2 separate regions of the Homo sapiens genome follow, and region 1 is linked to region 2. The links are chromatin contacts, found by Hi-C or POLR2A ChIA-PET in ENCODE. All regions are on one chromosome and are shown on one strand. The core of a region is the stretch at or near the end of the contact, and the rest is flanking DNA. Distances in the headings are between cores, read along the strand shown. Region 1 has its middle 76 kb from the start of LINC01991. Region 2 overlaps LPP (LIM domain containing preferred translocation partner in lipoma).

Region 1 (7,124 bases), core at 2,190-4,689, 160 kb after region 2:
CTATATTTGCAAATTAAGTGCTTCCCTTATTAACATGGTCCAATGGAACAAGCATGGGCCCACGAGTCCAGACAGGGCTGTTTCTCTTTGATCCATGACCCTGGGCAAGTCCTTGACTTCCTTTAAACCTTTTTCTTTTTAATCTCTAAAGTGAGATTAACACCTGCCCATGTTTGCCTCCCAGGACTGTTGCAGAAGACAAAGGATATAGAAATACTTTGTAATACGCAGACATATGAAGTTATGTGTAACTTAGTTTTGCGTGTGTCCTTAACGACTAAGAAAAACGTAAAAACAACATGTAGAACCAGTCACAAGTTCAGTGTGGCTAAAGTGATACTGAAGAAACTAAACTTTCTTTTTCTCAAGGTCGTTTTGCTTTCCTAGTAATAGCCCAGCTTGAAATGGGGCTTTGGGGCTTACTAAGGTGTTCATATGTCCTGGCTTGGCTGGGACAGTCCTATTTGCAGTAGTCATCCTGGTATACTTTTTAATTATAATTTTTTTTTTTTTTTTTTTTTTTTTTGAGATGGAGTCTCACTTCTGTCTTCAGGCTGGAATGCAGTGGCACAATCTGGGCTCACTGCAACCTCTGCCTCCAGGTTTCAAGTGATTCTCCTGTGTCAGCCTCCCAAGTAGCTGGGATTACAGGCGTGTGCCTCCACGCCCAGCTAATTTTTGTATTTTTGGTAGAGATGCGGTTTCACCATGTTGGCCAGGATGGTCTCGATCTCTTGATTTCGTGATCCACCTGCCTCGGCCTCCCAAAGTGCTGGGATTACAGGTGTGAGCCACCGCTCCTGGCCTCATATTTTCATTCTTAAAAGTGTCCCTGTTTTGACAGTAAATTTCGTGGCCACCCCTAAACTTAAATACCATTCTGTTTCACCTTTTCATTATACATAATGGGGAATAGAGGCTCAGTGAAGAGAAACAACTTCCCAAATTCACTCAGCCTGCCCAGAGCCTGCAAGTGGAAAATCCCTTCTCTTTGTACCTAGGAAGGAAGGGGAAGAGAATACAGGGTGACAGAATGGTTCCCTTTGTCTGCTCTCCAGCGTCTTGAAGCAAATCTAATAGGAGTGCCCTAACTCCTCTCGATTTCCTGGAAAGTGATCAGCAATAGTATGGTTGCCAGTGGCCATGAGGGAGCTAGGGTTTGGAGCAAACATTACAGGAAGCTGGAGAGGGAAGCTTTTTCTCTTCTGTACCCAGAAGAACAGCCCAAAGGGAGGAACACTGCCTATGATTAACTAGCTCTTATTTAGGCACAGTATTTTTTTGGTTGATGTCATAACGTACCTTCACTTTCATGGTCTCAGTTGATCTAATTCTTACTGTCTTTGGAAAAGAATGTGAAGGTATCATCGTTCCCATTTTGTAGTGGAGAAAATCGAGGCCGATAAAGACTTGCTTTAAGTTTCACAGTAAGTATCAGAGTTGGTACTAGAGCTTCATCTCCTATGTCCTTGCCCAGTATTACTTAGGCTTCATTTTGCTTCCTGAACAGTCTGCCCTTAGGCATCTAACACAGAAATCTCATTATAATAAAGTATTTTTAGTATTCATGTAACTTAAGCCTTTTGGATGGAGCCCAAGGCAGAACCATCTTATATCCTGAATTTGGCTCTGTGGCAAATAGTGTTAGAACATGGTTCATGATCAACTATGGGTTTCGCTTTACAAACATATCTCTGAAAAACTTCCCTATGTGGACGGAGAACAGGCTAATTTATCTTGGGATAGGAGATTTCTCTTTGAAACAGTTGCTGGGATCCTGGAGAATAGAGGGACAGTCTTACTATAGTACTTAACCGTGCTGAGCTTGCAAATCCCTAACCTGATATTTTTGCAGAATCTCCAATTCAGAAAGATTTGTTTTGGCAGAGACTGAAATTCTTTATTTGGAACTTGAGGTATCCCTGACCCATAAGCATTCGGCTTGACAGATACGCAGTTGCATCCGTCATCACTCTGCCCTAAGCAGGGCAATGGCTGTGGTGAGCAAGAGTAGGGGATCCCGGGTATGGTCTTGAGTTTGTGGCTAACACATGAGATGTGGGGAAAGCTGCTTTTCTTTTAGGGGGCTCAGTTGTTTCAACTGTCATATGTTGAGACAGCATTAATCAGTGGGCTTCAAACTTTTAAAGCCACCAGATTTTTCCCCCCAGAATGCTGTGGGAACCTAGCATGAATAAATAGTAAAAGTGGGACTCACAGCTTCTCCATTTAGCCACTGTATGTCTGTAGGGCCTCTGTGGACTCTAGTATGGCAACATTCGGATACATACCTTTTAGCCCCCAACACTGGGATTCTAAAGATGAGTAATGGCTTAGTGATAGATGTTAACCTCCTGAGGGGTTGCAGTGAGCCTGGAATTCTGGATACAGAACTGGTCAGACAGGGAAAAGGGCTGTAACAGTGTGACAAACAGTAGAATTAGAGTGGAGGGTAGCAAGATAAAGTTTTACATTTCATGGGTTAACAGCACTTTATAGTTTACAAGTATTTGCACTATAGTTGTCTCTTTTGAACTTACGCAACACTGTGTGCTCAGGCATTTGTGCAGCAATCTTTTGTGAAGCTGGATTATGTGCCTGGTACTGTGGGTTGAGCTCATGGACATAAAGAAAGAGGAGAGCATGTGAGCCTGGAGGAGCTCATCATCTTATAGAGGAAACAGGCAGGTAAAGAAATCATTGCAATTGCAAAACAGAAAAGCTGTAAGAGAGGTGCAAACAAATGTTGAGCAGCGAAGTGAAAGCAATGATTCCTTTTTCCTGGGGAGGGGAGGAAGGCATACCTACCGTGGGGCCTGCAGGATGAGTGACCTAGGCAGATAAATACCTAGGTAGAGAAAAACACGTGCACGAAGCAGTGGAGGCCTGTGTGAGCAAGGTGCGTTTGGGGGAAACAGGAAGAGCTAGGGGAAATCTGGCCTTCAAGGTATGGAAAGGCAGTTAAACAGTGAAGTTAACCTGCAGCTTAACTGGGAAGGACTTTGAATACAATGCAAAGAATTTGGACCCCATGGCCATTAGAGCCCCATCTTCCAGATGAGGAAAAGGGCCTTCCCTTCGCACAGGGACAGCCGAAACTGTGACTCCCACGTTCCTTTTGCTACCCTGTGCTGCCTCCAGCAGGCCTGAACCGAGGCAGGCCCTGCGTGGGAGAGGCCTCTGGGCTGTTTATCCTGCGCCAGTGGGGCTAGCTCTGGCAGGGAGTGGAAGTAGGTGAGGTGGGGGCTGTGGAGGAGAGGAGGAGCCTGACAACAAGGGCTACATTCAAGGCCTGCACTGGAGCTGACGAGGAGAATGGAAAGCTACAGTCTGTTGGAGCCATCCAGCCTTGGCAAAGCGGTCGGGGCCTTATAAGGAAATGTTGTTCTCTCCCAGCCGGTGGGGCTGGGATGGAGCCCTGTGCCCACAGGACAGAGCTGCCCTTGTGGTGGTAGGCTGGGGGTGCCACCCGCCCCTCTGCTGTGAGCAGGAGCTGTCAATGGGCCACTTCTGCAGGCTCAGCATTCCCTCTCAGCCCCAGTGTGCGTGTAGCCCCCACCCCTCCACCCCCTCCCACTCCCCATTGCCTTGGGCTGATTGGAGGAAAGGAAAAAAACAAAACAAAACAAAGACTTGGCAAAGTCCCAGGCCTCATTGCTGTTTGATGCCGAATTATTCGGAAAATAGGCTCAGGTCAAATTCTCTCTTTTTCCTGAAGAATGCATGAATAAGGGGATTGCTCTTTGTCCTCCTTCCCTGCCTGGCGCCCGCATCTCTTTTCCTTGTGATCACGAAACTCCCAGCACCCCACACGGCCCAGTGCAGAAAGCAAGAAGCTGAGATGAGTGGGCGGGGGAAGCCTTGTGCTGGTGCCTTTTCCACCTCCCAAGGGTAGAGCAGCAGCCACCGGAATACTCATAGGAGAAGGGTGACTCTCGGACTCCTTACCTGTGCCGGGCAGACCAGAGGGCCAGGGAGAGAGAGATGGGCACAGGGTAAAAACACAGCCTGCCCAGAAAGCAACAGAAAGTGCTCCTTGGGGTGGGCGCGGTGGCTCACGCCTGTAATCCCAGCACTTTGGGAGTCCAAGGAGGGTGGATCACGAGGTCAGGAGTTGGAGACCAGTCTGACCAACATGGTGAAACCCCGTCTCTACTAAAAATACAAAAATTAGTTGGGCGTAGTAGTGTGTGCCTGTAATCCCAGCTACTCAGGAGGCTGAGGCAGGAGAATTGCTTGAACTCGGGAGGCAGAGGTTGCAGTGAGCCCAGATCGCGCCACTGCACTCCAGCCTGGGTGACAGAGCAACAATCTGTCTAAAAAAAAAAAAAAAAAGTGCTCCTTGGGAAAGGACAGTAAGCATTAGTCAGCTCCTGGAAGGAGGGCTTTTCTACAGGGAGTGAGGAGAGATGATTTAAAGCACTGATCCCTAGCAGATCTTTCTGAACTCAAGATTGGGGATAGGAGCAGAAAAGATGCTTAGTGTGGCCTTTTGCTTTGGCTATTCATAGACCCCGTGCATGAAACCCTGGAGCTACAAGGAAGCAGGTTGGCCAGTGCAGCTCCTCACCTAAAGCTGAAATATTTTTACAGCAAGCTTGGCAGACCTTCAGCTAACCAGTGCTCCTCTAGTCATCATGGACTTAGTTCCTCAAGTTAGTCTGTCCCAAACATACAGCTCAACCCAACAAGGAGAAGTAAGTCATGGAAAGCAAGAGGAAACTTCCGTTTCCAAGGAGTTTACCATCCAGAGCAAAGCTACAAGGAGCACACAATAATCCAAACACAAAGAAGAAAGTTATGGCCAGGTGTGGTGGCTCACGACTGTAATCCCAGCACTTTGGGGGGCTGAGGTGGGTGGATCACCTGAGGTCAGGAGTTTGAGACCAGCCTAGCCAACATGGTGAAAACCTGTCTCTACTAAAAATACAAAAATTAGCCAGGCGTGGTGGCGGGCACCTGTACTCCCAGCTACTCAGGAGGCTGAGGCAGGAGAATTGCCTGAACCTGGGAGGCAGAGGTTGTAGTGAGCTGAGATTGTGCCACTGTGCTCCAGCCTGGGGGAGAGAGTGAGACTTTGTCAAAAAAAAGGAAAGAAAGAAAAAAAAAGGAAAGAAAAAAGGAAGGAAGGAAGAAAGGAAGGAAAGAAAGAAAGAAAAGAAAGGAAATAAAAAAGAAAGTTATGAGCTCTAAGAAAAACAGAGATGTCTGAGGTGAAAGAAATTGCTCTTGACTAGGTGTCCACAGCAGTAGATGAGGAAAGCTCTTATAGAAGAGATGGAATTTGGGGTGAAGAAAAGTTAAAAGTCCAAAAAGTGACATTTTGAGAGATTGTAGGGAAATGGCTTCCAGGGGGAGGAACTAGCCTGAGCAGGACGTGGTGGCAGGAAATCTTGGGGCTCACTTGGTGTCTGTGGGGAGATGGACAAGTGGATTAGTGCAACAGGGAGAGGAGGGGCTGTGGTTGGAGAATGGCTGAGCACCACATTTGGGGGCACTGAATCCCAGAGGGAGGAGGAAATTGAAGTGATTGGCAGCCAGGAGCCACCGAAAGCTTTTAAGCGTGAAAGAGATGTGACCGGTACAGTGGTTCAGCAACTGTGATCTGGTATCAGGCGCAGAAGGGAGAGGCATCCTTCGCCCTGCTTTGGTGAAGCCAGGAAAGTACCACTTCCTGCAGCAGAGCTTTGGCGGTGTTGTGGCCCTTTCCTGAGCACTGGAGGCCTGGCTCTCCAGACAGCCACCTAGATCTCAGGATTTCAAGCACTGCTGCATCTTAGAGGCTGGCTGCTTTTTGAACGAGTGACCCTTCCCCAGAAAGGACTAGGACTGGCCACGTTAGCTCAGTTCTCTTTTTACTTTGAGGCTTGCACAAGTCATTGTGTTCAGATATGGTTAAGAAACCTAAACTTCAATCCCTTTTCAGGACTTGGAGACCTGGCAGGTTTCCAAAAAGCACCCAGGGTTGAAAGGCAAAAGCTCTCGGATGCCATCTTATCTCAAAGAGTCTGTCCTTTGTAAGGCATTCACTATTTAGACACCTGTGCTTGTCTCACACCTGATGATAATAGAGCAGTAACTTCCTCCCCAGCTTTTCCCTCCATGGCTTCTTTCCCTTCCTTTTGGATGCCTGCCTCCATCAAGGCATCACTATTCCTAGGGAGTATGAGGCTTTTGCAGAGTGCTTTGGGCTCCTGTTGCAAAGAGAGCAGGCATAGCTTTTTGTCCCAGAGACAAATCCAAGGTGCTCTGGAGGATAGCAGTGAGTTCCTGTCTGTGTTCTGGATCTGGGTTCTGGCCAGTCTTGCTGTCCCACTGCCCAGCATGGCCAGTTCAGCAATAGAATTCTGAGGGACCTGAACTTGATCTTCACACCTGGCCCCTGCCTCCTAGCCACAGGGCGCTGCAGCTGAGGAGCTGATCATGTGCGTCTTGGTAGCAAATCCTGCTTCCTACCAAACTTTTCTTCCTTGACAATGCAGACAGTGACCCCTGGGACCACAGAGATACAGTTCTAGTCCTGGAGAAACTGGTTGTTCCCCTGTCCTTCCAATAGGTTGTGGTTATGGCTAATTTTGAATTTGTATTAGATAACAATAAATTTACTTCTTCCCTTTTAAGGGAATATATGAGCATTTTATGATGAGATATTATCTTTTTTTGTTTGTTTGTTTTTTGTTTTTTTGAGACAGAGTCTCACTCTGCCACCCAGGCAGGAATGCAATGGCGTGATCTCGGCTCACTGCAACCTCACCTTCCAGGTTCAAGGGATTCTCCTGCCTCAGCTTCCCAAGTAACTGGGATTACAGTCATGCGCCACCACACTCAGCTAATTTTTGTATTTTTAGTAGAGATGGGGTTTCATCATGTTTGTCGGGCTGGTCTCACACTTCTGACTTCAAGTGATCCACCTGCCTCGGCCTCCCAAAGTGTTGGGATTACAGGCATGAGCCACCATGCCCAGCCAAGTGAAATATTATCTTAACTCTTAAGACTGCATTTCAGAATAACTGACTTATATGATGGCTGGCATTCTGTTATGTGAAGCAAAATTCTTCTCAGGACCCTTTGATTTACCACCCAAATTGTCTGCTAGCTAGCTCAGTCTCCAACTCAGAGAAATG
Region 2 (7,528 bases), core at 337-2,836:
GCTGTTCATCTACCTCCACCCCACAGCCCAAGCCACATTCCCACCCTTTGTGGATGAAGCTCAGGGATGCAGATCCCATTCCAAGATCCCCACTCCTGTTCTCAGATCCTGCCAGACCTAAAACTGTCTCCAGGACACAAGGCTATTCCAAGCAACATTAAGAGAGAGCTCTGTAGGAAAAGAGGGTCTTGTCAACACAATTCTCAGAATAAGAAAGCAGCCAGCAGACAGGGCAGCAGGGTCAATTTGCTAATCACGGGGCTGGGAGCTTGTGATCCCTGACAACACCATTCTGAACCTGTGTCTTTCTAAAAAGAGAGAAAAAATGTTATTTTCTTTCACAGTTCTGATGGCACTGTTCGCCGTCAAGGCCCATGTAGTAAGTACAATGATGCCTCCCATTATTAGTGTGTTCTACCTTTTATTAAATGATTTCCCAGTCTCATTGAATCCCTTCCAACAACTATCCCAGGAGGTAGTATTATACCCAATTTAGTGATAGGAAGACTGAGGTTCAGAGAGGTTAAGTATATTCCCAAGGTCACACCAGCAATAAGGAGCAAAAGAAACACTGGTTTAGGAGACTCCAGTTCCAATTCTGTAGACTCCCTTTCCAATTCTGCTACATACTAACTGTTTTAACTCTGGCTAACTTTATTCTGAACCTCAGTTTCTACACCTGAAAATTGGAGATTAAAATAGGCGCTCTGCTTATATCTCAGAGCAGTTATAAGGATCATATGAGATAATGAGAGTGAAAGCCCTATGGAAAAGGGTAAGGCATTATAAAAGTGTAAGGGATTATTGTGTGATTACTTACAAATGACTGTGCATTCCATTACAAATACAAAAAGCAGTGAGGTCATTCGCAAGACAAAGAAACATTAAGTCTCTGGGAATTAAAGGAAAATGATTTGATGTTCTACGGGGTTATGTCTATATGCTGCTCACTCTTGCAGTTCAAAGCTCAGCAGCAGCTGTCAGATTTTCAAACTCCAAGTCACATATGTCTACAGGAAGGCTCAAGACAAAATCTCCCTTTTCAGCTAAAAGCAAATGCTGGGCCAAAAGGAGGTAATAGAGATGGACGTTTCAAAGACCCCCTGAGATTCTCAGTTCCGGAAACGTGGCCTGCGATGTTTTCCTTGGAGAAGCTGTTAGAAACACAGGCTCCAGTCTCTCTGAAATAAGCCCGTGGGGAAATAAACATACAGTAAGGAGCTATTTTCCAGAGAGCACTGAGGATGCTCCCAAGCATGAATTAATCAAGGGCACAAGGTATTTCAAGCTGCAGATACCAAAAAGCTAGTAATCTCCAACCCACTAAACCTCCCAGCCCGGCTCACAGAAGCTTACCCTGGAATTCTAGCATCCCTAGCAGTGGGCAGCAGGCTGAGCCAGCAGATGAGGCTCATTTACATACCAGGTCTTGCTGAAGATCACCTGGGGGCCGCAGGGGACCCAAGGAGCTCTGAGAGCAAGCTGGTCTGGCTTCCTTCAGGCCTTTCCCAACATGCCACTTGTCAGGATTCTCTTCAATTCCTGAAAAGAGCCAAGTCATCTCTGTCATTTGTAGAGGGGCCGGATCTTCGCCAGAAATCCATTCCCAAGGCTGACAAGCACAGAGCCCAGTGAGGTCTGTTTTCTGGTTTGCATTTTATCATTTGCTTCCTGTGCTGATCATTTGAGAAAGACACTAAAGTAATTTATTGCATAGATGTGTGAGCATCTACTATGTGTGCGTGCTTGAATCCCCAGGGATGTTACAGCAAAGAGCTGTGAGATACAAACAACTTCAAGGAGCTCACAAATCCAGTTCAAGACAGAGACTGACTGCAATTGAAGGACAAGATGTTGTAAACTCTATGAGTTCTGCAGAATCCCTCCCAATGGGTGGGTTAGACTTTTGGGCTAGGAATTAAAAGAGGATGGAGCAGGGGGGCACAGATGAAGGAACAAAGGGCATTCCGACAGAAGGAAATATTTAAGCCAGACACAGTGGCATATGTCTATGGTCCCAGCTACTCAGGAGGCCAAGGCAGTATTACTTGAGCCCAGGAGTTCAAGACCAGCCTGGGAAACATAGTGAGATTCCCATCTTTAAAAAAAAAAAAAAAAAAGAAGAAAAAGAAAAGAAAGATTTGAACCCCAGCAATGACTGAGAAGATATGACAAAGACCAGCAAGTTAAAATCAAGCTTAGAAAATGTGGGTGGAGCACGGTGGCTCACACCTGTAATCCCAGCACTTTGGGAGGCCGAGGCAGGCGGATCACCTGAGGTCAGGAGTTCAAGACCAGCATGGCCAACCTGGTGAAACCCCATCTCTACTAAAAATACAAAAACTAAACAGGCGTGGTGGTGTGTGCCTGTAATCCCAGCTATTCAGGGGGCTGAGGCAGGAGAATGGCTCGAACCCGGCAGGAAGAGGTTGCAGTCAGCTAAGATTATGCCACTGCACTCAAGCCTGGACAACAGGGCAAGAGTCCACCTCAAGAAAAAAAAAAAAAAGAAAAGAAAAAAAAAAAAAAGAAAATGTGTAGGTCACTAGTGAGAGAAGTGGGCAGATGGATAGAAATAAACAGAAGTTAACTCAGAAAGGTAGATTGAAGCCAGTTTGTTGTAGCCTGAGGCAATTGAATTCTATGTCTAAAAGCAGAGTGAAAAATAAATAAATAATAAAAGCAGAGTGTTCCTTTACTTCGAGATGCAAAGCTCTGATTATACCATTGATGAGTTTAAGAAAATAGGCTCTTTTGACTCCTCGCTGCCAAATCATAACAACGATAACAATGAAAATTTAATGAGTGTTTACTCTGTGCTAGGTATTATACTAAGCAGGTTACATACATTATCTCATTTAACCCCAGCAATGACCCTGTGAACTAGGCACTCTCACTCCCATATTACAAATGAGAAAACAAAAGCTTAAAGGAAAAGTCAGATGCTCAAATCTCAGAAATAGTAAGTGCAACAGTCCAAAACTAACTGCTTCACATAGCAAACTCAACCCCTTGCAATTCTAGACTGTACTCCCCAGTTCTGGTCTTCTTTCTCATCGCCCAGATTCTCCCCGTCTCATTTCTAAGAGATGAAATCCTCTCCACATAACTAGCATGCATAACAATCTTGTATAACAAAAATAACTGTCTCTGAAATAGTTGACAAAAGTTTATATTTGTTTCTGTCTCTCCATTAGATCCTTGGGATCAGGAACCTTGCCTTTCTTGTGAGCCGGTGTACACAGTGAACACTCAAGAGTTATATATACTTAGTCAGACAATGTCTGTGAAGGTTGGACCAGGAAGGTAACACAATACTAGCTATAATTTCAAACCTTTTTAGCACAGATATTGTACCAATCTCAGCAAGGTTCCCAGAGTCCAAAGGGGAGACACAACCAGGTTGCAAAATGCAGGTCAAAGACCTTGTGGCTCGGGACATCCTGAAGGTCCTGCAGCTACTCTGTGGTTGCAGGACCTCGAACCTCCAGCAGGTGCGCCAAGAGCCAAGATCTTCACAGGGATCTGGACAGATTAAACCTTTCCTTGAAAAAATGAAAAAGCCATGTCCCACTGAGACGGGGATTTGAATTAAAGGAGGTGTGTCTAACAAAGTGGCCCAGGGGTAAGGGAGCTCTAGGCTGAGAGGTCTCAGACCCGTCACATCTCGTGACTCGTGCTAAGCCACTTTGTGTCCCCTTGTGCTGAACCACTCTGCCTCTCAGTGTTAGCAAAAGGAAGGGTAGACACAGTGGTTTTTTAACTTTTATATGTAGCAGCAGAACTTTTCCTTTAAATGGATGCTTTGACAATGTTTAGCTTACAAAATAGGAAAAAGCAGAGCGACTCAGGTTGGCTCTAGCGGTCCCCTTCCTTCCTCCACTTCCCACCACTTTTCACCTCCCTCCGTGCTATATCCCTCAAGATGACTCCTGGAGTCTCTCAGGCTCAGAAGAGAACAGCTTGAAAACCACCAGCCTTCTGAGCTCTTCATAGTACCTTCCAGGTCTGATTCCAGTAAATTCCAAGGTCTGACATGTACCTCCTTAACAAGCAGCTCTGCATTTTCACCAGTGGGATGGGCAACACATGGCGTAGATGGGGTGCAGCAAGGAAGAAAGAAGTCTCAAATTAGAAAACTTACATTATACTCTACTTACAGCTGGGTGCAGTGGCTCAGGCCTGTAATCCCAGCACTTTGGGAGGCCGAGGCAGGCAGATCACTTGAGGTCAGGAGTTCAAGACCAGCCTGGCCAACACGGTGAAACCCCGTCTCTACTAAAAATACAAAAATTAGCTGGGTGTGGTGGTGTGCACCTGTAATCCCAGCTACTTGGGAGGCTGAAGCAGGAGAATCGCTTGAACCTGGTGGGGCGGAGGTTGCAGTGAGCCAAGATTGCACCATTGCACTCCAGCCTGGATGACAGAGCAAGACTCTGCCAAAAAAAAAAAAAAAAAAAAAAAGATTATAATCTATTTAGGACCTGTGTTCTCTCAAGCAAGTTATAAGCAAGTTATTTCATCTCTCTAAACCTCAGTTTTCTCATCTGTAAAATGGAAAATAATATTGTTTATCTACCTCCTAAGGCTTTTATGAGAATTAGCTAATAAACTAGTTGACAGAATTGTACAATATTACAATCACTCCATCCATAAATGTTTCTAGATACTCAAATGGAAAAGCAGGCAGTACTGAGTTCAGGGCAAAAAAGGTGCCCAATAAGTAGCAGGTACTGGTTTCTTTCCTCCCTGGCACTTATCAACATGTTCAATTTGAACCAACAACATGATAGCAAGCAAGAGTTACTGGAAGAAACACATTTTATGTCCCAAATTCTCTATAGCTCATCTTTGAAAATCTTAACAGCTTATCTCAGAAATCTTTGAAACTCATGACCATCTTACACTTCCAAGAGTGACACCCAAGACTGTGGAGGATAAAGAAATGTGAGTTTGAGAAAAACACTCCTCCAGGTCATTGGCACAGGAAGAAGTGTGAAACTTGGCATCCTCACTCCTGACTTCCACATCAACCAGCCAAGCGGCCAGAGAAATCCCATCTGCTCTCTGAGCCTCAATTTCCTTGTCTGTAAAACAGGAACGAAAACAATCCTACCTTCCCCCTCACTAAGATATTGTATGAACAATGAAGCCAACAGGTGTAAAAATATTTCATATAGCTCTACAACTATAAAAAATATTGCCATTGTTATTATAAACTCAAGTAAAAAGTTGAAGCACTGCAAAAAGTTACTTAGAATGTGTCCAAAACTTGAGAATCACCCCCCGCTACTCCAATTGCAAGATTCCCTGTTGCCCTCCTGAGTTACTGCCAAGATTCCCGGCACATCCTAAAGATGCATTTCATTGAGATTTTCCCAGTTGACTCCTCACCAGTGCTCTAAACAACACAAACGATAGCATCCACTCACCCTCAGGCCAGACTCAAGGCCTCCAGGATGAGCCCAATCTATGTTTTTAGCCACGTCTCCCTTTATATTGCTACAAGAACCCCTGGCCCCAGGCAGGAGTGCACCCTCAATTCCACAGGACTCAAAACTTGGCTCATGCTTTCCCCGCCTTGTGCTGTACCTCCAAATCTCAGTGCAAAACCTCTTTACTGCACAGTGGGGAAGTGAGCCCCTTGGGAGTGTTTTCTGATTGGGGTATGGTCAGTAGTGTCTTCACTGGCCCACCCCTTCTCTAAAGATGGCCCCACCAATTCCCAGTGCATAAACATCCACATCAAGATAAAAAGGAAGATGTCTGTAGCTCTTTGTAGTCAACAAAACTTTTCACACAGCTCCTCTTTTTAAATGCTTAATATCAGATGTGTCCATGGTGCCTATTTTACAAATTTTATAGTAAGTGGCTGAGCCAGTAACCATGTGCAAGCCTTTGGCACCAAAGCCTGCACACACCACTCTCTCTTCCCCCAAAGTGGGTGTAATTTAAACCCTGCTATAAGGCCAGGGGCTCATGCCTGTAATCCCAGCACTTTGGGAGGCCAAGGCAGAAGGATTGCTTGAGCCTAGGAGTTTGAGACCAGCCTGGGCAACATAGCGAGATCTTCTCTCTACAAAAAAGAGAAAAAATATATATACATATTTGATATGTATATATATTTAAATATATATTTATATATATTTAAATATATATATATTTAAATATATATTTATATATATTTAAAAATATATATATATTTAAATATATATTTATATATATTTAAATATATATATTTATATATATTTAAAAATATATATATATTTAAAAATATATATATTTATATATATTTATATAAATATATATTTATATTTATATTATATATATATTTATAAAAATATATATTAATATATAAATATTAATATATATTTATATAAATATATGTATATATTTAAATATATATGTAAATATAAAATACATTTTTAAATATTTTTATTATATTTTATTATAATGAAATTATATTATATATTATATATTTTACTATACTATATTAATATAAAATATATTGTATTACAATATGCTGTATTATAATTTAATATATATAATATATAATATATAAAATTATATATAATTTAATTACAATATAATTATATATAATTATAATATAATATACATTTTATATTTATATTATAAATAAATATTTTTACTATAATTTAATTATTATATAATTATAATAAATATTTTTATTATAAATAAAAAACATATAAATTGTTTCTCTTTCCTTCTTTTTGCCAGCAAATATATATAAAATAAACCCTGCAATAAAAGGTACAGGAGGTCTGGCTCCCCGGCCAGCTCCCCACGTGACACTGGACAAATCACTCTCCCTCTGTGAATCACAGTTTCTTCATCCATAAAATGAGGGTTCTAGAGTCACCTCATATATCCACACATCCTTTTCCCTCCCAAGAAAAGACTTCAGAAATGAAACCTCCATGAGCAGCAAACAAGGAAACATCTCACATATGTTTAGTCAGTTCCATCCCTGAGCTTCCTCTCCCAACCTCGAAAGCCCATCCAAAAAGAAGGAAAAGGGACCAACCTGAATATCAGAAAGCCACCACAACCCTACAGGACAGCACAGGGAACGCACGCGGCTGCCATCCCCAGGCAGACAAGCAAGCCACTCCCCAGGATCAACTGCAGTCATGGTCATAGCGCGTGAACCTTGTCAGCAAATTGCTGGTTTGAATGGCAATTTTTTAAAAGCTCAAGATGCAAGAGCATTGATGCAGACGACACAGTCTGCTCCCTACATGCCTCATGGCTTATGGGCCTCACACAGGAGTCCATGCAAGAATCTCTCTTTTTCACATCTCTCTTCGGTGTCAGCAAGTACTGCTGCTGCCTGACCACAATGTGGAGACAGTATCTGTGTGGCACGCCACTGTGCCCTTTCCATGTATTCTCTAAAAGTCCAAATGCTGGCTGCCAGGGCCCTCCCAGAACCACAGGATCCTAAATCTGGCAAAACTCAGGTACCCACTAGTCTAACACCTGTAAACTACAGTTTGAGGCATTCATT

What was found. A loop is a pair of places that touch in the nucleus more often than their neighbours do. ChIA-PET counts read pairs that join two places held with the same protein, here RNA polymerase II (POLR2A). Pooled maps may share reads with other maps.
Region 1: a map of sigmoid colon shows a loop between it and region 2 (5-fold over the local background). The contact joins two enhancer-like sites. A Hi-C loop is called at or near these places in 9 of 168 maps with a recorded cell type or tissue (Caco-2, Right ventricle myocardium inferior, aorta and 5 more) and 5 of 50 pooled maps. POLR2A ChIA-PET finds 5 or more read pairs at or near these places in 4 of 52 experiments (Caco-2, H1, activated CD8-positive, alpha-beta T cell and 1 more).

What each region holds. Positions count from the first base shown.
Region 1 is chr3:188,048,611-188,055,734 of GRCh38, reverse strand. No RefSeq gene overlaps it. Among named protein-coding and RNA genes, the nearest start is that of LINC01991, 76 kb to the right of the region's middle. RefSeq lists an enhancer at 2,568-3,540. Within about 2 kb of position 3,439, at least 21 of the 41 ENCODE cell types and tissues checked have a DNase peak (open chromatin) inside an H3K27ac peak, as active enhancers do.
Region 2 is chr3:188,202,214-188,209,741 of GRCh38, reverse strand. The region is part of intron 1 of LPP (LIM domain containing preferred translocation partner in lipoma); the gene reads right to left. Among named protein-coding and RNA genes, the nearest start is that of FLJ42393, 27 kb to the right of the region's middle. Within about 2 kb of position 1,586, at least 3 of the 41 ENCODE cell types and tissues checked have a DNase peak (open chromatin) inside an H3K27ac peak, as active enhancers do.